Linked DNA regions of Homo sapiens: region 1 is linked to region 2. The links are chromatin loops, found by intact Hi-C in ENCODE. Cell type or tissue: CD4-positive, alpha-beta T cell. All regions are shown on one strand. Each heading gives the region's core, and the rest is flanking DNA. Links, peaks and the distances in the headings are about the cores only. Region 1 has its middle 10 kb from the start of IL36A. Region 2 holds the start of PSD4 (pleckstrin and Sec7 domain containing 4).

Region 1 (12,981 bases), core at 2,877-10,876, 180 kb after region 2:
ACAGACTCTCACAAAGATTTTCACACTAAATACTCATAGCTTCATTGAGCTAAAAACAATCAAACTGTATTCAATTTTATGTAGGCTAAACTCATTCCACAAGAAGCAAAAAGAAAGTCTCTCTAGAGGAGGGAAGAGTCACTCAGATACATTTTCAACGGCACAAGCCACACATAGTTGAAGATTACCAGGCATATGAGTAAACAAGGTCACAAGAACAAGAACAACAAGAAAAAAGAAACAAAGCAAACAAAACAAGATAACAGAAACATATCTACACAAACTTCACATTTTGTAATTTTTTTACACACAGCTTAAAGCAACCATCCTAACCATGTTTAAGAAACAAATGAAAAACATGAAAATATTTTTCTAGAACAGAAAACTATGGAAAGTGACAGATTTGATGGAGTCAAGCAGAACCTCTATGACTGTATGATAAGTAAATTAAATTAAATAAGCCAATAGCTATATTTAGCAGTAGGCATCACACAGCAGAAAAGAGAATTAGCAAATTTGAAGACAAATGAGAAGAAATCCAGATTGGAGCACAGGCACAGGAAAGCCAGAAAATACAGAAGAAGGTGGAAAAAATGTGGAGAAAAAGGTGAGAAGTTGCAAGATATTGACTGGAGTCCTAGGAGGAAAGATAAAATAAGGCAGAGTAATTATTTGAAGAGAGAATGGCTGGGAATATTCTCAAATAATAAAGACACTGATTCACAGTTTCAAAAAACACAATAAATCTCAAATAACATAAATGTTTTAAAGATTCACTTCTAAACACATCAGATTGAAATTTTATAAAACCAAAGGCAAAAATTAAATGTAAAAGTAGCAGATAATAAAAACTCATTACCTTCGAGGGGTGCAAAAGACTGACAACTGACTTCTCAATTACAACAATGAAAGCCAAAAGACAATAGAATGATATCTCAAAATGCAGAAAGGAAACCTTCCAATGGAATTTCATACTCTGCAAAATTTCTTAAGTTTTTCAGATTAAGGGAAAATCAAGAACTTTCTGAGACAGAAACTTGTGGTGGCAGGTTAAGTATATCAGTCCCCTCCCTCTTGGAAGTAAAGCAGTTTGTCCTCACAGGGATGACTACATAGTCTGGGTGTGGGTTTGCTCTCCTACATTCAGAACCTCAGCTATAACCACTATCCAGGGGCCTATGGAATCCCATGCAATACAACATCCAACCAGTGAGTCCAAAACAACATAGCAGCTAACCAAAACACTGGCCCTATAGTGAAGGAAGAGCTGAAACAGGTCCATGATCATTAAGTTCACTTAATGGTATACTAGTACATTTTTAATAACTGGCTCTCCAGAAAAAAAAGAAAAGCCCTGATTTGTAGTATTTGTCAATTTTCTTGATGTAAATACTACTATAATGGGCAATTTCAAGTTGCCAACCGACACAGAAAATCCTGAAAATGTAGTAATTGACCCTGCAAAGTCAGTATAAGCCTGCTCCACTACTTCCCTGGACTCATTGGTCAACCCAAAAGTAGCAACCTGTTGGAGCATTGAATGGCCTCCTGGAGGTATACCTGGAACACCATGTAAGTGGTAATACTTTGGAAGGATGGGCTGCCATCCAGCAGTATATGTAAGAGGAGGTATAGCTGCTTTTACATATGAAGATAGGGAGGTATATGTGTGTAATATTTGTGGAACCCAAGTGATCCATTTGGACACCTCTTGGTATTCCCTTGAATAACTAAATGTGAATAGACATGCAGTAACCCCAGCTCAAGAAGTACATGACTGCCAGAGTGAGGGATTTGATCACATCCCCAGGAAAGCCACTAAGACCTGCCAAGCTATTAGTTGAGGGTAAAGGAAATTTAGAATAGACAGCGGAGAAAAAAGATGATGAGAACAAACTGTTGGCCCAACTATAGAAATGGGTGCTGTAGTCCATTCACTAACATTCCTCTGCTAAGTTTCCCTTCAGGTAGACACCCATGGGAGGCATGGATGATCTGCTCCCAAACATACGTAGAGGATGGGGTCCATGCAGCACAAGAGTGGATTGTGAGCATGGAGGTGTGACTCTCAGACTTCCCTTTAAAAGAACCTGTTACAAGGAGAACAGTTGGAAGACAACCTCAGCTGCTGCAATTTTGGATTCATGGCAGTGCTCCTGCCAAGAACACTCTTTTCTTGGGCTGCTCCCAGCCAGTGATGGCAGTCTTTCCTACTGATGTGGAATGCCTCTGCAGCCAAGTTTTGCTCTAGGGCTCCCCAATGTGCCAGGTTGAGACTTTCTCAGAGCTTCACAGGTGCACTGCAGTCTGACGCTCTTCCTACCCACTCCTCCTTCCTTCTCTCTCTCTCTCTCTCTTTTTTTTTTTTTTTTTTGACAGAGTCTCAAGATGCTCTGTTGCCCAGGCTGGAGTGCAGTAGCATGATCTCGGCTCACTGCAGCCTCTTCCACCTGGGTTCCAGTGATTCTCCTTCCTCAGACTCCCAAGTAGCTGGGACTATAGGCACGTGCCACCATGGCTGGCTAATTTTTGTATTTTTAGTAGAGGTGGGGTTTCACTGTGTTGGCCAGGCTGGTCTCGAACTCCTGACCTCAAGTGATCTGCCTGCCTTGGCCTCCCAAAGTGCTGAGATTATAGGTGTGAGCCACCGCACCTGGCCTTTCCTTCTCTCTTTTCTATCATTGGTGTCAGTCCTGCCTCACAGTCTGAATGCTCTCCCTACCTACTCCTGATCCCTCTTTTTTGGCCTTCAGGCATGTCTCCCATTAAATCTCTTAACATCTTCTCATCAAAGCACCCAAACTGACATGACATATCACCATGAATCCCAAGAATGTGAATAAGCAAGATGTAAAAGAATACATACAGTATTATTTCATTTATATAAAGTTTAAAGCATAAACAATATCTATTTTAGGGGCATATACATAGATGGTAAAACTATAACAAAATTTAAGAGAATAGTTACCATCAAATTTAGGATGACAATTACATCTGTGGGGAGGAAGAGAAGAGGATAGAATAGAGGATGGGCATACAGTTCTTCCAAAGTTCCTAGTTCTGTTTATTCATCTGGGTGAGTTTATATAGGTCTCTTTTGTTTAGACCTTAGATATATTTGTTACAAATATTCCTTCTTACCTACTCAGTATTTCTTTTACACCATAGAAAGAAAATGGATTATAAAGCAACTTCCTGGATTTCCTGGAGATGATCAGGACAATACAACAATAAGTATTCTTGTTTATTGTCTTTTAACTGTTTTTGATATTTACCTCCATATTTATTTGAGTTTATTTCTATTCTTTATTGAGTGTTTAATCTCATTACTTCATTAAATTCTTAGAGAACCTTTTTTAAAAGCCATATGTAAATCTAAATAAAACAAAATAAGCTAAAATAATAAATATTTAAAAGGCAGAAATAAATCAGACATCAGTAATAAAGATGAAAAAATAAAGCCAGTTATATGAGAAAGCCAGAAAGTCTTTTATCTAAATCTTACAGAAGGAAAAAGTAAAATAAAATCCTTTATGACCATTTTAAGTGTAAAAATACTATATTAAAATTTAAAGACATGGACCCACGAAGAACGAAAACACATAGTCCCTCTCCATAGACTTGGATTCCAATCCAAGGCAATGTCAGAGCAAGGTCCCACAGGCAGAATGATGGTTCATCCTTCCAGTGCAGAAAAGGAGGGTTGCTTTCTCAGTCTATGGCCTCCAACCCATTGGTAAAATTGACAATCACAATTTGCTTAAAACAGAAAGAGTATTAATAACAAAAGTAAACTATCTTAAATTCAAATATCAAGGGGTAGACCACTTACTTGAAAATAGTTCACTCAAAGACCATGAACACAGCCTGAGTTTTCCATATAGTCCAACAATGAATTTTTTCATCATTCCTCTTGGCTCTGCTATTTTCATCTCCAGAAACAAAAGCTTCACATAAACATAGTCTGTTTTCTCAGGCTTCAAAGTCTTGTTACAAAACAGAATAGTCATTATTTCCTGCTGCTCAGAGAAAACCAGTTTTTACTCTTTTAATTGTTTTTGATATTTACCTCCATTTTTCAAAGTACTATGAGTGTGGTGCTATTTCTCGATTTTTCTGTTTGAGCCATTATGTGTTAACATCCTTCCATGGAAAATAGTTTTAATTGTCATACACAACTCATCTAACTCCCTACTACATAAACACACACACACACACACACACACACACACACACTCATTCATCCATGCATCCTTCCAAAATATTTACATCATGATTTTGGATAGCATATACACTATTATTGCAATATAAACATTACTGACAATTAAGCTATATAGTAAATTATGATTACATTTTGTCTCCTGAATAACTTAATTTTTTCTCTAGAATTAAGAACTGCTGGTGGGGGCCAAGATGACCAATGAGAAGCAGCTGCAGTGTGTGGCACTCATGGAAAATAACAAAAAGGGGTGAGTAAATACAGCACCTTCAACTGATATATCCAGGTACTCGCATTGGGACTGATCAGGGAAACAACTCGACCCACAGAGAACAAAGGAAAGCAGGGCGAGGTGACAGTCCTCCTGTTAGCGACAGAGAGCCAAGGGACTCCCCAGCACCCCGCCAAGGGAAGCAGGAAACCACACTTCTCCCATGAATCTTTGCAACCCTCAGATCAGGAGGTGGAGTGAGCGCACATTACCAGGACCTGGGGTCTGACACAGAGCTGCTTGAAGTCTCTGAACAGCAGCTGCTCAGGCATGCACAGAGGCCCAGGAACTTTACATACTCCTCAGGCCAGGTGCAGTGGCTCACACCTGTAATCTCAGCAGTTTGGGAGGATAAGACAGGAGGATCACTTGAGGCCAGGAGTTTAAGACCAGTCTGGGCAACATAGTGAGACACACCCTCTATTTAAAATAAAATAAAATAAAATTTTTTTTAATTAGCCAAGAGTGGTGGTGCACAACTGCGGCCCCAGCCATTTGGGAGGCTGAGGCAGGAGGATTTTTTGATCCCAGAAGGTTGCAGTGAGCCATGATTGCACCATTGCACTCCTCCAGCCTGGGCAATAGAGTTAAGACCCTATCTCCAAAAAAAAAAAAAAAAGTCTCAAACAATAACAGTGGTTTAATTCTTCCTTTGGCATCTAGATAAAACTGGTCTTTCTCTATAAAGTCTACTATGTTCTGGTCTAGTTTCAAAACGTATAAACACACTGAAATTAAAACATGAAGTATTAAGAATACAAGATAACGTGGGGGCCAAAAGTCATGAATGAGGGAGTCAACAGTGTGGCTAATATGACACCCCCTCCCACCCGAGCCACCTCACACTTCCCAGGGCACACTCAGGAAGCCACTGGCAGCCACTGCACAAGGCTGCTCCAAGATTACATGTCACCTGGACCTACGAATTATTTGAAACAGCAACCTAACCCAACAGCAAGTTGGGCTGTTTTCTCCAAAGGAATTCCCAACTGTCTTCTACAATGAAATGTCTATGCAAATCAGCCCCAGACCCTGTGGGGCCATAGTTTCTCCAAGCAGCAGTGATGTTTAGGGATTAATACTGAAAGCTGTGCTTTGTCTGGATATCATCAAGAACCTGCTGCAGCTCCTCATCTTCAAACCACCCCTCCAAGTTTGGGATTAGAGCCTTGGACTCCTCAGCAGTCTCTGGGCAAAGGTTGGCCAAACAGACCAACTCAAATTTATGAAGGTTTTTCTAGAGCTACGAACACTGGCAATGGTCTCTCTGTTTTCGAAACCACTGAAACGGCCTGTGTAGTTTCATTGTTTTCATGAAGACTTCTGAGAGTTCCTGTTCATCCTCTGCACTCTCGTTCTATTGCTTTCGATGTTCCAGAAGCATATGAACTTCTGAATTTAGAAGGGTCTCCGCTGTTTCAAACTCTTTAGGAAAAAGGAGCTGTGAAGTGTCCTCCTCTACATCGTCAGCCCGTGGATCGCTGCCGCCTGCTGCCATTGCCGTGCCGCGTGCCACCACCCACATCCTTGATTTCTTTTTATTGCTAAGTAGCATTGAATACACCACAACTTGTTTATCTATTCACTGCTTGATGGAAATTTCGGTTCTTTCCAATTTGGGGATATGAAAAATTTTATTTGAGGATGTGAACTTTTTATACAAGTCATTTTCCTTCAATTTGCTTTTAAATCACTCAAGAGAGAACAACTTTACAAAAGTAAATGTCAAAAAAAGCAGGAGGTATGTATTGTTACATATCTCTTTATTTCTATAGAAGCATATAGATCATTCCAAGCATGATTAATTTGTGTCTTTTTACACACAAAACTCCACTGGATGGTCCAGAAGAGTATTTCCCATGTTTACTTAGAAATTAGCACTCCCTAGGGTCTTTGGTAAAATATTAATTCTTAGGTCCCACCATAAACTTAGTAAGTTGCAATTTCTGGAGGAGGGGATTTTAATCTACTAGGCATGGAGCGAGCACAAGTGCCCTAGGTTTTCAGTGAATATCCAGATGATTCTAATGTAGTTTCAAGTTTGGGAAATACAGGTGTGCTGAACATTACTGTACTTGTGCCACTACGTAATGACATTTGCACAGGTGCTCCACCTTGGGTGACTCTACCCTGGGTAGGTCATTTGCTGACACCCTGCTAGATAGGGACAGCCCTAATGATGACATGTCTCAGACTTTGCTCTGCCATCTTGCTCAAGGTAATTGTTGCTGATTTCTCACAGCAACAGTCTAAGAAACAAAACAATATTTTATTGACATGTATTATTAATTATGACCATTGTTTTCAGCACTCTGTGGGCAGCATCTTCAGTCCCCATGCCCAGTTGTTAATGAATTATGAGACAAAGTCTTCCTGTCCAGATTCAGGAAACAGCCATTACCCTTCAGCAGTCCTGAGGTGAGAGGATATCAGCCCCAAAGCGACTTGACAGAGAAACAACCCGCTCACCTGTTTTATCTACAATTGTGAATCTCTGGTGGCATGGTTATAAGACTACTAATTCCGCCCCCGCCCCCAGAATCCCCCTTCTCCTAGTGCATCAGACCTTCTATAACACCAATTGCTAAAGGTCCAAAGAAAACAAATTATTCAATGAGTATTAGCCTAGAGCTTGTGCTTCTCAAATGCAGAAGTATTTGCTATAGCAATGTGTAAAAACTAGGTGTGGACCAGACTATTCACCTGAAAATGAAGATATTGCTCCTTGCAGGGATCCTCCATGATTTTGTAAACCATGGCATAATACACTATTTCTCACATGTGCTGGGTAAGGCAGGGAGCCCAGATCTGTGTTTTCTGGGTTCCACATGCTTTCTATGAGATTATTATAAATTGGTGTTTTCATTTTGGTTATACTCTGTCATCATAGCCTCTTCTGTATCACCAGAATGAACACCTTACCCTTGAGTCCAGCCACATGATGTCAGGACTCATATTTGAGCTTTTGTTTGAGCTCACATTTGTGCCAAGTGAAAGTCCAAGGTATCAGTGACTGAACAAACAAAGTTTTTCACAGTAGAGAAAAGAGGTGGGAATACCAAATCATCACACAGCCTGTAGCAGGATGGAGATGCTGTAACACTTACAACCATAATCATGTCACAAGCTAATGTGTCATCAGCTTTTAATTAATAATATAAATTGGCAGATGTAACAACCTGCCACTATTTATTAGCATAGCATGGATATATGAGTGAATATCCAATGACTAATTCTTCTATTGGATATTCCAGAATTAATTAACTTTAACACTTATTTTAGTGTTGATTTTTATAAAACTGCAATGCCAACATTATATTCAATTGAGGAAGAAAACTTTAGAGGAGAGTGGCAGAGGAAGGAGGAAAGTAGGACTTTGCATTAATCATCCCACACAGAAACATCAATTTGATCAACTATTCATGCACAAAAAAAATCACAAGAGCAAAGGAAACCAGGTGAGAGATCACAGTACTTGATTTTAGCATCATAATAATAACAGATACATTGAAGAGAATAGGAAGGACAGTTTTACATTACCCACATCACCCCTTCCCTAACCCCAGGCAGTGCAGTATAGAGAGAGACATTATCTCTTGGGGAAAGAAAAAGGAATTAAGAGTAAGACTTCACCTTGGAACTCAGTACCATGCCTGCCACAGTAAAACCCACCACAGGGCAAACAACTTGATCCCTACCACCAGACTTATACCTGTAGATGAAGCCTCTAGATCTACCCCAGCACCAGAGAGGAACCTGTGGCACCAGTGAGATGGACTTCAGTTTGGTACAAGTCACTGCCAGCAGTGGGCAGGCCATAGTGGCCATGGTGTTGAGCATGCCCTATGTAGTGCTGTGCTGGTCTCAGAGACTCTAAGCTTTGGATGTGACCCAGTGCTACCTCAGCCTCTGCTGCCAAAGGATTCTGGCCATTGTGATCCTGGACTTAGAGCAGCTCCTAGTGCTGCAATTGCTGAAATGGTCACAGGCTTAGGGACCTCCCCAGTCAAACTTCTCTGAATCTCTGGACAGGCTTACTGCTAAAGGAAGCTCCCCAACAAAGCCAGATTGCAAAGACTAGATTAGGTACTTACATCAATGCATGGACATCTACAAATGGCTACAAGAATCACAATAAATCAGGGAATGTTCACTTCACCAAGCAGACAAAATAAGGTGCCAGTGACTGACCCTGAAGAAATGGAGATGGAAGAACTGCCTGACAAGGAATTCAAGATACCTGTTTTAAGGAAGCTCAGCAAACTTCAAGAACATACCAAAAAACAATTCAAAATTTGGTCAGAGAAATTTAACAGAGATAATGAAATAACTTTCAAAAACTCAAATAGAAATTCTGGAGCTGAGAAAAAAAAAATTAAAAATACAATGAGACCATCCACAGTAGAACTGAACAACAAGAGGAAAAGAATCTGTGAATTCAAAGACAGGGTAATTCAAAATATACAGTCAGTGGAGAAAAGGGAATAAAAATAAATGAAGAAAGCTTATAAAACTTATGGAGTAACATCAAAAGAGCAAATGTATGGGTTACTGGTACTCAAGAGGGAGTAAAGAAAGAGAAAGGAATGGAATAACAATGGAAAACTTTCCAAACCTGGAGAAAGATATAAATATCCAAGTACAGGAAGGTCAAAGATCTCTAATCAAACTCAACCCAAACAAGACTACTCCACAACATATAATCATCAAACTGTCAAAGACAAAAAGAGTATCCTGAAAGTAGCAAGGGAAAAGAAGCAAATAACATATAATGGTCTCTATATGCCCAACAGCAAACTTCTCAACAGAAACCTCATAGGCCAGGAGAAAATGGAATTTTAAAATGCTGAAGGAAAAAAACGTGCCAACCAAGAATATTCTAGTCAGCAAAGCTGTCTTTCAAAAATGATGGAGAGATAAAGACTTTTCAGACACACAAAAACTGAGGGAATTCATCGCCACCAAACCTGTCTTACAAGAAATGCTAAAGGGAGTTCTGCAAGATGAAAAAAAAGATGCAAATGAGTAACACGAAAACATCTGAAAGAATATAACTCGTTGGTAAAAGTAGGTACATAGTCAAACTCTGAATACTCTATTAACATAATGGTGGTATGTAAATCACTTATATCTTTAGTATAAAAGGTTAAAAGACAAAACTATTATAAATAATAACTATAACAAGTTCTTAAAGAATATGCAACATAAAAAGATATAAGCTGTGACATCAAAAATTCAAAATGTTGAGAGAGGAGTTAAATTAAAAAGTAGAAATTTTTGCAATCAAATTTAAGTTGTCATCAGTTTTAAATAACCTGTTACAACCATAAAAAGTCTTTGTAAGTCTCATGGTAACCACAAAGCAAAAACCTATGCACTAAAAATAATAATTAGGAATCAAAACATACGACTAAAGAAAATTAGCCACAAAGGAAGATAGTAAGAGAGACAGAAAGCAAAAAAGGATCCACAAAACAACTAGAAAACATGTAACAAAATGGCAGGAGTAAGTTCTTACAATCAATAATTACCTTGAATATAAATGAACTACATTATCCAATGAAAAGTCATAAAGTAGCTGAATTTAAAAAAAAAAAAAAAAAACAAGGCCCAACTTACACAGCCAACAAGAAACCCACTTCATCTATAAGGATACATGTACAATGAAAGTGAAGGGATGGAAAAGATGTTCTACCCAAATGGAAACCAAAAGAGAGCAGAAGTAGCTATAGTTATATTGGATAAAATAGATTGTAAATTTAAAACTTAATTTTTATTTAAGTAAAAATGAGACAAAGGAGGTCATTATATAATGGCAAAGGGGTGAATTCAGCAAGGAAAATATTAATAGATCTAAAGAAAGGGATAGATTGCAATACAATAATTGTAAGGGATTTCAACACTTCACCTTCAGCAATGGAAAGATCATTCAGTCACAAAATTAACAAACATCAGATTTAAATGGCACTCTAGACAAAATAGACCTAACAGAAATTTACAAAAAACAATTGCATTTAACTGCTACAGAATACATATTCTTTTCAATTGCAACATGGAACATTCTTCAGAACAGAATATATGTTAGGCCACAAAACAAGTATTAACATATTTAAAAAGATTGAAATCATATCACATATCTTCTCTGACCACAGTGGTATAAAACTAGAAAGAATTAACAGGAGAAACCTGGTAAAATTTGCAAATACATGGAAATTAAACAACATGTTACTGAACAACCAATGGACCAATAAAGAAATTTAAAGGAAAATTTTAAAATGTCTTGAGAAAAATGAAAATGGAAACACAATATACCAAAACTTATGGAATACAGCATTAGCAGTCCTAAGAGGAATGTTTATGGTGATAAACACCTATATTTAAAAAGAAAGGACCCAAATAAGACTACCCAACAACATATAATCATCAAACTGTCAAAGACAAAAAGAGTATACAGCATTATATACTATATACTCTTATAAATAAACAATGTAATGTTGCATCTCAAGGAACTAGAAAAACAAGAAAAAACTAAACCTAAAATTAGTAGAAGAAAAAATAATAAAAATCAGAGCATAAATCAATAGAGACTAAAAAAGATCAACAAAATGAAGAGCTGATTTTTAAAAAGATAAATAAAATAAGCAAACTGTAAGCTAGACTAAGAAAAAAAGAATATTCAAATAAATAAAATCAGAAATGAAAAGGGAGATGTTAAAGCTGATACCACTGAAATACAAAGAATCATAGAGACTATTATGAACAATTATATGCCAACAAATTGGAAAACCTTGAAGAAATAGATAAATTCCTGGACACATAAAACCTACCACTATTGAAATATGAAGAAATAAAAAGACTGAACAGATCAATAGGGAAGGAGATTTAATTAGCAGTTTAAAACTCTTCCATCAAAGAAAACCCCAGGGCCTGATGGCTTCATTCCTTAATTCTATCAAGCATTTAGTGAAGAACTAACACCAAGCCTTTTCACACTATTTCACAAAGTTGAAGAGAGTGGAATTCTTTCAAACTCATTCCATAAGGCCAGCATCATCCTGATGTCAAAATCAGACCAGAACACCACCAAAAAGGAAAACTACAGACCAACATCGCTAATGAACATAGATGCAAAATTCCATAATAAACTACTAGCAAACCAAACTCAAATAGCACATTAAAAGGATTATTCACCATAGCCAATCATCCCAGGTATGCAAGGATGGTTCAATACACACAAATCAATAAATATAATATACCACGTTAACAAAATGAAAGAAAAAATATATAATCATTTCAAAAGACGCAGAAAAAAACATTTGACAAAATTCAACATCTCTTCATGATAAAAACTCTCAATGGATTAGGTATAGAAGGAATGTATCTGAACATAAGAAAGGCCATATACAACAAACCCATGGCTAACATCATACTGAATGGGGAAAAGTTTGAAGCTTTTATTCTAAGATTTGGAAGAAAAAAAGAATGCCCACTTTCACCACTTCTATTCAACATAGTACTGGAAGTCCTAGCCAGAGCCAGACAAAAGAAAGAAATAAAGGGCGTCCAAATTGGAAAGGAGAAAGTTAATTGTCCATGTTTGCTTTTGACATGCTCTTATACACTAAAAATCTTAAACATCGAAAAAAAACTGTTAGATCTAATAAACTAATTCAATAAAGTTGCAGGTTACAAAATCAACGTTCAAAAAACAGTAGCATTTTTTTTAACTTTAAGTTCTGGGATACACATGCAGATTTGTTACACACATGTGCCATGGTGGTTTGCCACACCTATCAATCCATCATCTAGGTTTTAAGCCCCACATTATGTATTTGTCCTAATGCTCTCCCTCCCTTTACCCCCCATCCCCTGACAGGCCCCAGTGCCTGATGTTCCCCTCCCTGTGTCTATGTGTTCTCATTGTTCAACTCCCACTTAAGAGTGAGAACATGTGGTGTTTGCTTTTCTGTTCCTGTGTTAGTTTGCTGAGAATAATGGTTTCCAGCTTCACCCATGTCCCTGCAAAGGACAGGAACTCATTCTTTTTATGGCTGCATAGTATTCCATGGTGTATATGTGCCACATTTTCTTTATCCAGTCTAACACTGATGGACATTTAAGTTAGTCCCAAGTCTTTGCTGAAAAAACAGTAGCATTTTTATACACTAATAGCAAACATTACTCTAAGCAAATTATTAAGCAAATGATTCTTTTTAAATCAAGTGATAAAGTAATTCTACAACATGAGATTTAATGGTGAAGACCTACTGCCAAGGCACTGGGAACACTGATGAATTAGTCATGGCTCCCACCACTGTGAACATGATACTAACAACAAGCTTTGTGTTAAATAAACATATGCCTCTATTATATATTTATTATATTTTAACCATGAGTCTTAATGGTTTGATGAAATGACATCAAGAAAAAATGAAATATGAGAGATTTTAGCATCATCATAACTAATGCAGCTAAACAGAGTTAATAAAGG
Region 2 (11,302 bases), core at 2,524-10,523:
CTAATAAACTTGCCCTCATTTTATGGATTCACCTTGAATTCTTTCTTGCACGAGATCCAAGAACCCTCTCTTGGGGTCTGGATTGGAATCCCTTTCCATTAACAGTCTTGCCTTTCATTCTTCTCCTATGGATCCAGCCTTCACTCATCATTCTAGGTTCTGCCTCTCCACCTCCCACCACTACCTCCAGGTAACAGGCAGAGGATTTGTATGGTTTACTCCTTAAGTCCATACCACTCTCTGCTCCCCATGCAGCTGCCCATTGTCACCCTCAGTGCTCTCTGGGCAAGAGGCCTGAGACGGTTCTACTTCTAAGGCAGAAGGGATGAGGAGCCTCAGGATCTATTGTCTATACTAGGGAAAACACCCTGGACCCCAAATCTCCCTCCCCAAACCTGCCTGGTGGAGAGCAACCGAGTGTGAGCAAGGAGGTGACTCACCCCACCACATCCCACTGCGCCTCCTCAAGACACCAGCCCATGGGGTATAATAAATGACTAGGAAGACATGTTTATTTAGAGATAGAGGGGAAAGCTGGGGAGAAGCACCTGGTTTACAGGTACCAGAACATAGGACATCCCTAGCTCTACTCAACTGCCTCCCTTCCCAGACCCCAAAGCCACCCTCCACGTCTCTGTAAAGTCCTGGTCTTTGGGCCCAAATAGTTCTCCTGCCATGCAAAATCCCTGATCCCTTCTCCTGTTCTCATTCACCCAACTCCACACATTGTACCTGAATGAGTGCCAGCCTCATGGCCCTATGAGCCCCAGAGCATTTTGCCAGGATAACGCCAACCCACCTTCTCTCACCATCAGTCAACTCACTTGGCAAGAAACGTTCCCGTGCCAATATGGGAATGGGAGTGGGAATGCGGGGCTGGGCCTGCTAGAAAGGACATCCTGAATTTTTCATAAGATGAGAGGAAACCCCACTTGTCTCTCTTTGCACATATGTACTTGCAAATAGATATGTATATGTACATAAAGCAGCCCTCTAGGTACACGCTAATGCTGATACTAGATACAAGTGAGGATTGGACTTGCCTTCCCAGAAAAAAACCAGCGTTCCTTGCTGGGTTTTTTCAGAGGAAAAAAAATAAATACCAGAGGCTGCAGCAGCTTTCCGAGCAAAGAGAAGAGAGCAGATCTCTGGGGCCTGCAGCACCTGAGGAGCCTGGGAGGGGTGGGGGTGAGGAACTGGTCAGTGGAGGGGAGCCCAAGGCAATGGAGACAGGAAGGGTGGAGACAGATCAGGTATTCAGTGGGGACAAGGCATGTAGTTTGACTGGCTGCGACATTTTTTTTTAGACGGTATCTTGCTCTGTCACCCAGGCTAGAGTGCAGTGGCATGATCTTAGCTCACTGCAACTTCTGACTCCCAGGTTCAAGCGATTCTCCTGTCTCAGCCTCCCAAGTAGCTGGGACTACAGGCACCCGCCATCATGCCTTGCTAAGTTTTGTATTTTTAGTAGAGATGGGGTTTCACCATATTGATCAGGCTGGTCTCAAACTCCTGACCTCAGGTGATCCACCTACCTTGGCCTCCCAAAGCGCTGGGATTATAGGCATGAGCCACAGCACCTGGCCGGCTATGACTTTTTAAACCAATTAAACTCAATGTGACTATACTCCACCCCTCGCTTTTACTTTCTGAGCGTTTATCCCGGTGTGTAGTTGCCAGTGTGTTTACCCGCGTGGTTCTAGTTTGCCTAGAAGGTAAGCACCAAGATGGCAGGTTCTTTATGTTTCCTGTTCGCCACTGTGTCTCAGTATGAAAATATTGAATGGCATAGTCACATTATGTAACTGATTTGTCAACCACTCCGACCCACAAGGTCTGGGGGCATACTTTAGTTCAACTGGATTTGAAATTTAAAGATCAGCATTGACTTGAGGGGTTTAGTTCAAGTGGATTAGAAACTTAAAGGTTAGCGTTGACGTAAGAGGTTCAGGCCCCCCTGTGACTTGAGCTGGTGTGCGAACCCAGGTTACAGCTCTCTTAAGCATCATTCTCTCCTCCTGCCCCACTGATCAATTCTCTTGGACATTCCTGAATTCACTTGAGTCACTCAAACTCCTGTACAGCGCCTCCTTGACTGAGAGTCGGCGTTGTAGAACATTTGTGAAAATAAGAGAGGGGATGGCTAGATGAATGGACAGACAAATGGAGAGACACACTGATGGGATGGATCCTCAGAACTCTCCCTCCACAACAACCAGGCCAGAAGACGGGGAAGACCGAGGCTTGGAGAAGAGAATTAGCATCATTATAATATGAAGGCTTCCCCACGGGGGCCAGTCTGCCCATGACCAATCACCTCATCCTCCCCTCTCCAGGAAGTCCAGTGCTCCAAGGGCAGTGCTCCCCCAGAGGTAGGTTCCTACCAGGTCAGCAGCCAAAATGTCCCTGTGGGTCTTGGCTCCCAGGCAGCAACCCGAACAGAAAGGAGGACCCATTCAATTGTCTTGTTTGTGCTCTCCATTTGTGCAGGGGGCACTGTGTAACTGTGTGTTTAAAAGATGTCTTCCTTCTGTTTTTTAATTGCTCTTGCCTGAATGGAAAGGTAGGATGACCTAAAAGGTGAAGTCACCTCCTAAGGCCAAAAAGGCAGTCCTACCGGTCACCCAGGTGAGGGCGGTCTGATCTCAGAAGGGTGGAGGATGGAACTAGCCTTTGATCCCTGAGGTAGGATGGCACCCTCTAGGCAGAGGCAGGCCAGAAACTGGGCAGCAGAGCCCAGGTCTTACGCATCTAAAATTTTCTTGGTTTACTTGTGTTTTTCCACCCCTGGTGTTTAGCAAAATCTCTCTTGAAATCTCCTGTCTGTTATCCCAACCAGAACGAAAGCAGAAGGAAAGGAATTCGCAGCAAAGGAATCGCCACCTGTCACATCAGTTGAGTTCTGTTACCTCTACATTAAAGTGGCCCTTCAGTTTTTCTGAGCTCTGAGGTGGCTCTGAAAGTTTAAGGAGGGTTCAGAGGGGAGGGAGCCGAGGTGGGGAAGAGAGAGCACTGCTCCACTCTGCTGCCAACCAGCCACTCTTCTTGAGCACAGCTGACTACATTTCAGAGAATCTTCACCACGGTGGGGAGGGGGTGTATGTTTCTCATGGAGAATACTGCAAGGGCTAAGCCTTATGTCCCTCTTGTGGGAGGTGAAACACACAGAAAGCAATGGCTGAGGGACTAGAAGGCAGAGTCCCTCCCACCTGCCCCACCCCCGGCTTCAAGGCAATTTCTTTTTGACCCAAGGGGGCAGGAAGGAACCCAGCTGACACCTGGCACCCGGACGGTGCTTTCTAACAGTGAGTTTGTTTTTCACCCTCAGCCTGGCATTGCAGCCTTGTACCCTGGCTGAAGAACGGGGAGACCGGGCACAGAGGCTGGGGTATGAGCCTGCCCTGAGTAGGAAGGTGATGGCCTTGGGTGCCCTGCACTGACCACCCTCCTTTGCCCACTTCAGGGTCATAGTGAAGAATGCAGAGCAGAATCCCATCCTAACTCTACAGCTGACAAGCCATGTGGCTCTGGGTGAAAAACTCCACCTGGTTCCTTTTCTGTAAAATAAGGAACCAAGACCCAATAAAGCTATACTTCACAGGTTTGTTGTAAAGTTGGAATGGGTCTGAGTGCTGGGCCTGGCCCTTGGTGGGTGCTCAGGAAATACCGTGTCCTGCTCAGTTTAATTTTGTTGTTTTGCTGTCCATTTAGAGAAGCCAAAATTAACAAAAACAAACAAATAGCCCTCCTGGTCAGGCTCAGCTCTCAGCCTCCTCAAGGAGTCAGCCCTGAACCTTCATCCGGAGGGTGCCTGTCTCTGTTTCCCTTTTTGAGCTTCCAGACTCAGCAAGCAAACGCTCCCTCCTTTTACCCTGGAAATGTTTTCCCTCCTATGGAAAAGGTATGAAGGCTTCTGGCCGGTCCAAGGACTTAGGAGGTGACCTGTCCTGTCCCTCTGCAGCCCGAGAAGCTGCCGAATTACAGATGTTGCTGCAGGCAGGAACCATGAGTGGAACTCCCTGGCCTGGAGCTGCAGGACAGAGGCCTCTGTCTGAACCTGGGGTCTGAAGCACCGTGAGAGAAATGACTCGAGAAGGCCCCACATCCTGCCCACACAGAAAGAGCCATCATGCAAATTTGCACGCACACACACACACACAGAGAGAGAGAGAGAGAGAGAAGACAGTGCTACTGAAGGCCTGTGGTGAGGCCAGCAGAGGCTCAGGAAGGGAGCAGAGGATGGCGGTCTGAGGTAGGCAGAGAGTATCCAGGGGAGAGATCACGGGGGTAGGGACAGAATGACAAAGGGGACCCAGTACAGCTGCTGCCTGGGGAGGACAAAGACCCCTAGGGGGCTGGGGCCAGGCTGGGCCTCTCCTCCCTGGGTCCTCTCACCCCACATCCCTCACCCCTTCTGTGGGTCTCTCCCCCTTCCCCAACAAAGAGCTCAGCAGCCTGTGTTCTGATCCCCATGCTAGGCGGTTCCTTGTCTGTAGGAGGAGGGGGCCACGGGATGCTCTAGAGTCCTAGGCAGCTGGGAGACAGGCCTGCTTGGGGACCACTTTTTAAAGCTGGTCCAAGGTCCAATGAACGGAGGAGTATTTATCATCAGCTAATGACAGGCCACCCTTCCCTGCATTCTAGCAGAGGAGTGACTTCAACTGTGGAATTTTAGGCCCTGGAATAAGGGGGGAATGGCAGTGTCAGGGGACTTTCCCTCCATGCAGCTACCTTCACTATAACAATAATGACTACAGTGGGCCTTAGTTTCCTACACAGGCACACTTTGAGAGTTCAGTGGTTCCTGTTGCCCATCAGGACAACAGGCCTAAGCCAGAGCTAAACCAGTAAGGAGGGTCCCCTTACCTCTCCTCGAGCTTCTCCAGGATGGTCCTGGAAGGCAAGATGAAGCTGGGAGCCCCCTGATGGCCAAGTTGACTCTGAGCTCCTGCAGCAACCACACCCAGAGCCACCCCCACCCCAAACCCAGGCCTTCCAGACTCCCTCTCTCCAGAGTCTAGGGTCGAGAATCACTTGGGACCTTTGGCCACAAAAGCCCCCACTGGGTACTCAGCCAGAGCAGTCACTGGGGACGCAGTGACACTCACAAGAGGATTAGCAAGGAGCTTCCTTCACCCTTCACTATTGCAGACCTCCAGAGGCTCTGCGGGGAGCCAGGGAAGGGAAACAACAGAGGTCCGTGGGGCCAGGGCAGGGAATCAGAGAAGGGTCAGATGAGGAGGGGTAGGCTGAGGGAGGAGGGGGACGGGACACAGAGCAGGAAGGGGGAAGGAGGGGCCTAGCCTAGCCCAGGCTCATGGCAGGTGCACACGGCACTGCCAGAGCCCTCGCCTCTCCCCTGCCCACCTGCCCCAGCCCCTGCCACAAGGACCCACATGTGACTCTCCACATTCCCTGCTCCCACAGGTTCCACCAGCCCCAACCTAGGCAGACCCACTTAGCTCACCTCCAAAGGACCCAAGAATGGATGGCTTGGCCTGGGCTCCCCAAGAGCACTTCCTGGCTCACAGTCGGCTTGCCCAGTGAATGTGGCTGTGACGGCTGGAGCTTCCGACTTCCGCTCCTCCTCACCACAACACACACCCCTCCTGCTCCCCGCCGCCTCCCCAGGGTTCCCTAGCTGCTCAACACCTCACACTTCCTGCCCACAAGATAAGAGCCTCTCTTCCTAGGCCCAGCGCCTGCAGCCCCTTTCCCCATGCCCCTGCTCCTTGGAGGCCCCCACCCTGCACACCAGCCTAGAAAGAACCTGCCATGGTGGAACTGGCCTCTCCCTGCCATGCAGGGGCCTGGGATTGAAAGGGGAAGGGGCCGAGGCCTGGTTGGTAAGCAGGCCCCACCTCCTTCCTCCCTGCGCTTCTGCCCCAGGTTCTCAGTCTTGCTCTGGCTCTTGGTCCCCTGCAGGGCACCCAGTGAGAGACAGGAGGGCCCTAAGTTGGGCAATTTCTGGTTTTAAAACAAATGACATTTCAATTTTTGTGTGACTATGTCTCATGTCACTGGTAATAATGCAAATGATACAATTGCCTTTTAGTTACAAAGTTTCTCCCAATAGTACCTCAATCCCTCCTCACACCTACTTTATGAAGCATTAATAACCCCATCATACAGATCCGGATCTGGAGGCAAGCTCAGAGATGCTAAGCCACTGCCCAGGGTTGCACAGCTGGAAAATTACAAAGCTGGGGTTAGAATACAGAGCCTGTGACTATATGAACCAAGGGACCTCCATTCCCCGTGGCTGAATTCCCAACACACGTCCTCAGGACACCGGCCGCAGTGTCCACAAGTGTAAGTGAGGCTGGTGGGGAGCGCAAACACCATGCCATTCTCCTCCCTCCACACAATCTACTTCCTCAACATCAATGACCGTCAACTTCTCTGCTGAGGCTCCACCACTCCCACCCTCCCTGAACTCTCGTCTTCATGATTCCAGCTGACCCAGAGACTCCCTCACTTGCATGTCCACACAGCAGTGGGGACCAGCCACCCTGACCCAGAGTTGAGAGGGTCGGGCTCTAGCTCACCTACAGCCGCACCCCTCCCTGCAGGGTACAGAGTCCACAGGAACATACCAACATGGAGCCCGTGCACCCTGCTTCTCCACCACACTCTGCGTGCCCCAGATCCCGAGACTCTCCACTTCTGGGGCCCAAATGGCCTCCTCCCCATGTGGGCACACAGCACCGCTGCCCTATGCAGCCTGAGACTGGGTGAAGCGCTGGCAAGAGTCCTGATAGCAGAGACGGGAGCAGGTAGAGAGAGCTCAAACCTTTGGGCAGGTCACCCACCCACATGCACGTGTGATACAGAGCAGGGTGGGGAAGAGAAAGGGAGGTGGAGCTGTGGCGTGGGCCAAAGGCTGGGGTGGGCTGTGCTGTGGCAGCAACATTCAGAGGCGGCTAAGAATCCTCCTTCAAACCTGGAGCTCCAGGCCATGATGAAAGTGGGAGGTAGGAGAATTAGGAGAATAGACACTTTTTTTTTTTTTGAGACCAAGTTTCGCTCTTGTTGCCCAGGCTGGAGTACAGTGATGCCATCTAGGCTCACCACAACCTCCACCTCCCAGGTTCAAGTGATTCTCCTGCCTCAGACTCCCAAGTAGCTGGGATTACAGGCATGCGCCACCACGCCCGACTAATTTTGTATTTTTAGTAGAGACGGGGTTTCTCCATGTTGGCGAGGCTGGTCTCGAACTCCCAACCTCAGGTGATCCGCCCGCCTCGGCCTCCCATAGTGCTAGATTACAGGCGTGAGCCACCGCACCCGGCAGGACACATTTTATATGACAGTTTGTGAGCTTTAGTCTTAACTTTCATGTATTTGGACATATCAGATGGGGTCCTCCACTCTCCACTTCCCAGGGCTGGCAAATGTTGGGGACATGCTTATCTCACCAGCACTTCAAACTCAATGTTTATAAGGCAAACCTGGTTCCTTCTCTTCTCCAAGCTCTTCTTCCTCATATATTTCAGGTTTTACAACTCTCTCTCTCCATCAAGCTGGGTAAGTCAGAAACCTGAAGTCACCAAGACCTAAATGCAAACCCTCCACTCTGGGCCCCAGCCGCTAGGGGTGTCTCCGGAACATGGCCAAGGCTCAAAGTCAGCACCTGCTCTGTGCAGGCTCTATGCTACAAGCCGCTGACCTATCAGGAATAAAACACATGACCCCTGTGGAAGCTGAAGCAACTCCATCTTGGAAGCTAACCTGCCACATTGACTTAACTGAGTGACCCCAGTTCCAAGGCAGGGCCTCTACAATTTCCAGTTTATCTATTGTTTCCTGTGTAAGAGCAGATACTTACTGTAAGTCCGTAAGTGCTACTCGTAGGTCAAACAACCTTGATGATATCACACTTCAATTGTCTTATAAATCCCATCTGAACCACTCCTACCCTATGGTATATGAGCCCTGGGTTTGGGTGCTAATGCGGGGATCCACCATCTCATCTCATTGCCGCCTGAGACACCTACATGGCTTCTGTTGGAAAGTCCCCTAGCTTTCTCAGCCTCTTTCTTCAACTTCTCAACTTCCTCAGACTTTGGGGTAGGTTTGCATAGGCCTGTCTACTGCAGAACAACTCCTGTTCTCAGGGAGCTTCCAGTCTACTGACAGAGAAAGAAAATAAACAATCGGACTTATGAATCAAACTTTATCATAAATTGTGAAGAATGCCTGGGAAGAAGCAGAGAGAAATAAGAGAGCAGCAAGGGTGAGCACACTGCCGTGGGAATTCGGGAAGGTCTCTGAAGCTGCACCATGTCCTGGTGAGGAGGGTCCAGTATGGAAGGGCATTTTCGGCTTCTAATTCCTTCCCTGAGGTGGGAAATGTCTCCACATTTCCAGGGAATAGAAAGCAAGCCAGTGTGGTGCAGCGCAGTCCCAGGGTCCCAGGGGGTGTGGGAAAAGATGGGGCCAGGAGGGGCAGGGCCAGATCCCACAGGCACCCCAGTGGCAAGACAGGGTGCATTTTTTTTTTTGAGACAGTCTCACTCTGTCACCCAGGCTGGGGTGCAGTGGTATGATCTCAGCTCACTGCAACCTCTGCCTCCCAGGTTCAAGCAATTCTCTTGCCTCTGCCTCCCAAGGAGCTGGGATTACAGGTATCTGCCACCACATCTGGCTAATTTTTGTATTTTTAGTAGAGACAGGATTTCATCACGTTGGCCAGGCTGGTCTCAAACTCCTGACCTCAAGTGATCCACTTGCCTCGGCCTCCCAAAGTGCTGGGATTACAAGCATGAGCCACCATATCCAGCCCAGGGTGCATTTTTGTTTGTTTGTTTTTTGAGATGGAGCCTCACTCTGTCGTCCAGGCTGGAATGCAGTGGTGCGATCTCGGCTCACTGCAACCTCCACCTCCTGAGTTCAAGCGATTCTCCTGCCTCAGCCTTCAGAGTAGCTGGGACTACAGGGGCCCGCCACCATGTCTGGCTAATTTTTTGTATTTTTAGTAGAGACGGGGTTTCACCGTGTTAGCCAGGATAGTCTCGATCTCCTGACCCCATGGTCCGCCCACCTTGGTCTCCCAAAGTGCTGGGATTACAGGCATGTGCCACAGCGCCTGGCCTTGTTTGTTTGTGTGTTTTTAAGATGGAGTCTTGCTCTGTCTCCCAGGCTGAAGTGCAATGGCGAGATCTTGGTTCACTGCAACCTCCACCTCCTGAGTTCAAGCGATTCTACTGCCTCAGCCTCCCGAGTAGCTGGGATTACTAATGTGTGCCACCACACCCAGCTCGTTTTTGTATTTTTAGTACAGATGGGGTTTCACCATGTTGGCCAGGCTGGGTCTTGAACTCCTGCCCTCAGGTGATCCGCCCACCTTGGCCTCCCAAAGTGCTGAGATTACAGGCGTGAGCCACCATGCCTGACCCCCAGGGTGCATTTTTAAAGCAGAGAAATGACAGGTCAAAGAGTATTTGTGTATTTACTTTTAAGATCATCCATCTGCTATATGGAGAATAGATGGACCTGTCTGCTGTATGGAGAAGAGATGGTAGAGGCTACGTAAGTTCAAGGAGACCAGTCAGGAGGCTCTGTGAGAGTCCAGGCAATGGGGGAGAGTGGCTTGGCTGGGGCAGTCACGGCAAAGAAGAGAGGCATAGGGCTGGGAATGCATATGGGGGATGATTATAGAACCTGCTCTTTCATTATATTCGAGGGGACAAGATGGGAGGGGAAGTCATGGGCAACTTCCAGATTTCTGACTTAAGCAACCAGATGGGCAGTAATAATGGCATTTCCTGAAATAGGAAAGAACTGGGAGATGAGGCTCAGGGGAGAAAATCCAGAGTTTAACTTTTATTTATTTATTTATTATTTATTTATTTATTTATTTATTTATTTTGAGATGGAGTTTCGCTCTTGTTGCCCAGGTTGAAGTGCAATGGTGCTATCTTGGCTCACAGCAACCTCCGCCTCCTAGGTTCAAGCGATTCTCCTGCCTCAGCCTCCCAAGTAGCTGGGTTTACAGGCATGCACCACCACGCATTTTGTATTTTTAGTAGAGACGGGGTTTCTCCATGTTGGTCAGGCTGGTCTTGAACTCTCGACCTCAGGTGACCTGCCCACCTTGGGCTCCCAAAGTGTTGGGATTACAGGCTGAGCCACCATGCCCGGCCCAGAGTTTAATTTTTAAATATTGGATTTGAACTACCTGTGAGATATTTCAAGTAGGCAACTGAAAAACGCACCTGGAGCCCATCTGAGCTTGGAGAGAGAAGGTGGTGCCTACCTGGGATGGGAGGGGACAGGTCTGCAAAGGAGACTGAAAAGGGACTGTCACAAAGGTGAGAGAAGCAAGGGGAGAGCCATGTTGTCACAGAAGACAAGAGGAGGTTACTTCAGACGGAGGAAGTGGTTGGCTTGGTTGATTGCTGCTGAAAAGTGGAGGAGATTAGAAGCGAAAGTGATCTATATTGAACATGGCCAGAGGTTATGGACAAGTGGGGTTGGCAGCAGATGCGGAGGCAGAAGCCAGGAGACCAAGAGGTGAAGTGTCACCTCCTCAAGTTCGGGCTCTGCCCCGTCCCGTCCAGACTTCCTGGTAATCCATGGTTTCCTGAGGCTGAAAGGGAGGCACCAGTGATCTTCCCCCTTCCCCAAGTCCAGGCCTGCCGCTTGGCTTAGTTATGGGTTCCCATCCTCCCCTTGACCATGAACTTCTCCAGGGCAAGGACTGGCCCATGTGCTTTACAGCGGAGTGCCTGGCTCACAATTGCTCCACAGCCATTTGATGAATGAATAAAGGTTGCTCAGCCTCTCTTCAAGACTGTACTAAAGGGAATGGGACCTGCCTCTCCCCGTTGCTTCCACGCAGTGGGTCTTGCATATGTACGGGGTGTGTGTGTGTGTGTGTGTGTGTGTGTGTGTGTGTGTGTGTGTGTGTTGGGAGTTCCCTCCCCAGCCTTTCCTCCTCCCCACGGCACAGAGGACACACAACACAGCAGACACACAGCACAGCCAGGCAGCTCTCCTGCCTCCCTCAAGGTAAGATGCTTCCTGTTTGCCTGCAGAAGAAGCTGCTCAGCACAGGTGGCTTCTCCACACAGAGCACAGACCAGGGAGTGGAGCCCACCTTCCAGGAGAGGGGCCCTGGGGATTTCAGCATACAGCCCCTCCTGGGAGGCGAGGGGAGAGAGGAGAGAGGCCACCAATGAAAGAAATGGCACCTGACATAAACCCCATGACACTTTCCTGAGGACCCCAATGTGTTGACACTTACCGGGTCCTCTCCATGCATCATCTCTAGTTCCTGGGGGTCTGAGGTCAGGGTTAG

The links. A loop is a pair of places that touch in the nucleus more often than their neighbours do. Peaks named below come from ENCODE experiments on the same cell type or tissue, not always from the same donor. Only the 100,000 strongest peaks of a DNase experiment are listed, where the experiment ranks them.
Region 1: it touches region 2 in a loop (2.8-fold over the local background); 3 of 110 quality-filtered maps call a loop at or near these places.

What each region holds. Positions count from the first base shown.
Region 1 is chr2:112,988,524-113,001,504 of GRCh38, reverse strand. It overlaps the pseudogene POLR2DP1. Among named protein-coding and RNA genes, the nearest start is that of IL36A, 10 kb to the left of the region's middle. RefSeq lists an enhancer at 4,529-4,688. In CD4-positive, alpha-beta T cell, for the core only: no CTCF peak of the experiment used is centred there; DNase peaks (open chromatin) are centred at 4,644 and 5,994; H3K4me3 peaks cover 427 bases; H3K27ac peaks cover 1,788 bases.
Region 2 is chr2:113,168,220-113,179,521 of GRCh38, reverse strand. PSD4 (pleckstrin and Sec7 domain containing 4) reads right to left here and starts at 5,551. Exons shown (of 17, transcript NM_012455.3): 1 at 5,468-5,551. LOC124907872 (a long non-coding RNA gene) reads left to right here and starts at 3,754. Exons shown (of 2, transcript XR_007087197.1): 1 at 3,754-4,252; 2 at 7,497-8,174. RefSeq lists enhancers at 4,979-5,068, 5,689-5,858, 5,909-5,978, 6,208-6,708, 6,709-7,209. In CD4-positive, alpha-beta T cell, for the core only: no CTCF peak of the experiment used is centred there; DNase peaks (open chromatin) are centred at 3,261, 4,151, 5,601, 10,381 and 2 weaker places; H3K4me3 peaks cover 3,722 bases; H3K27ac peaks cover 4,638 bases.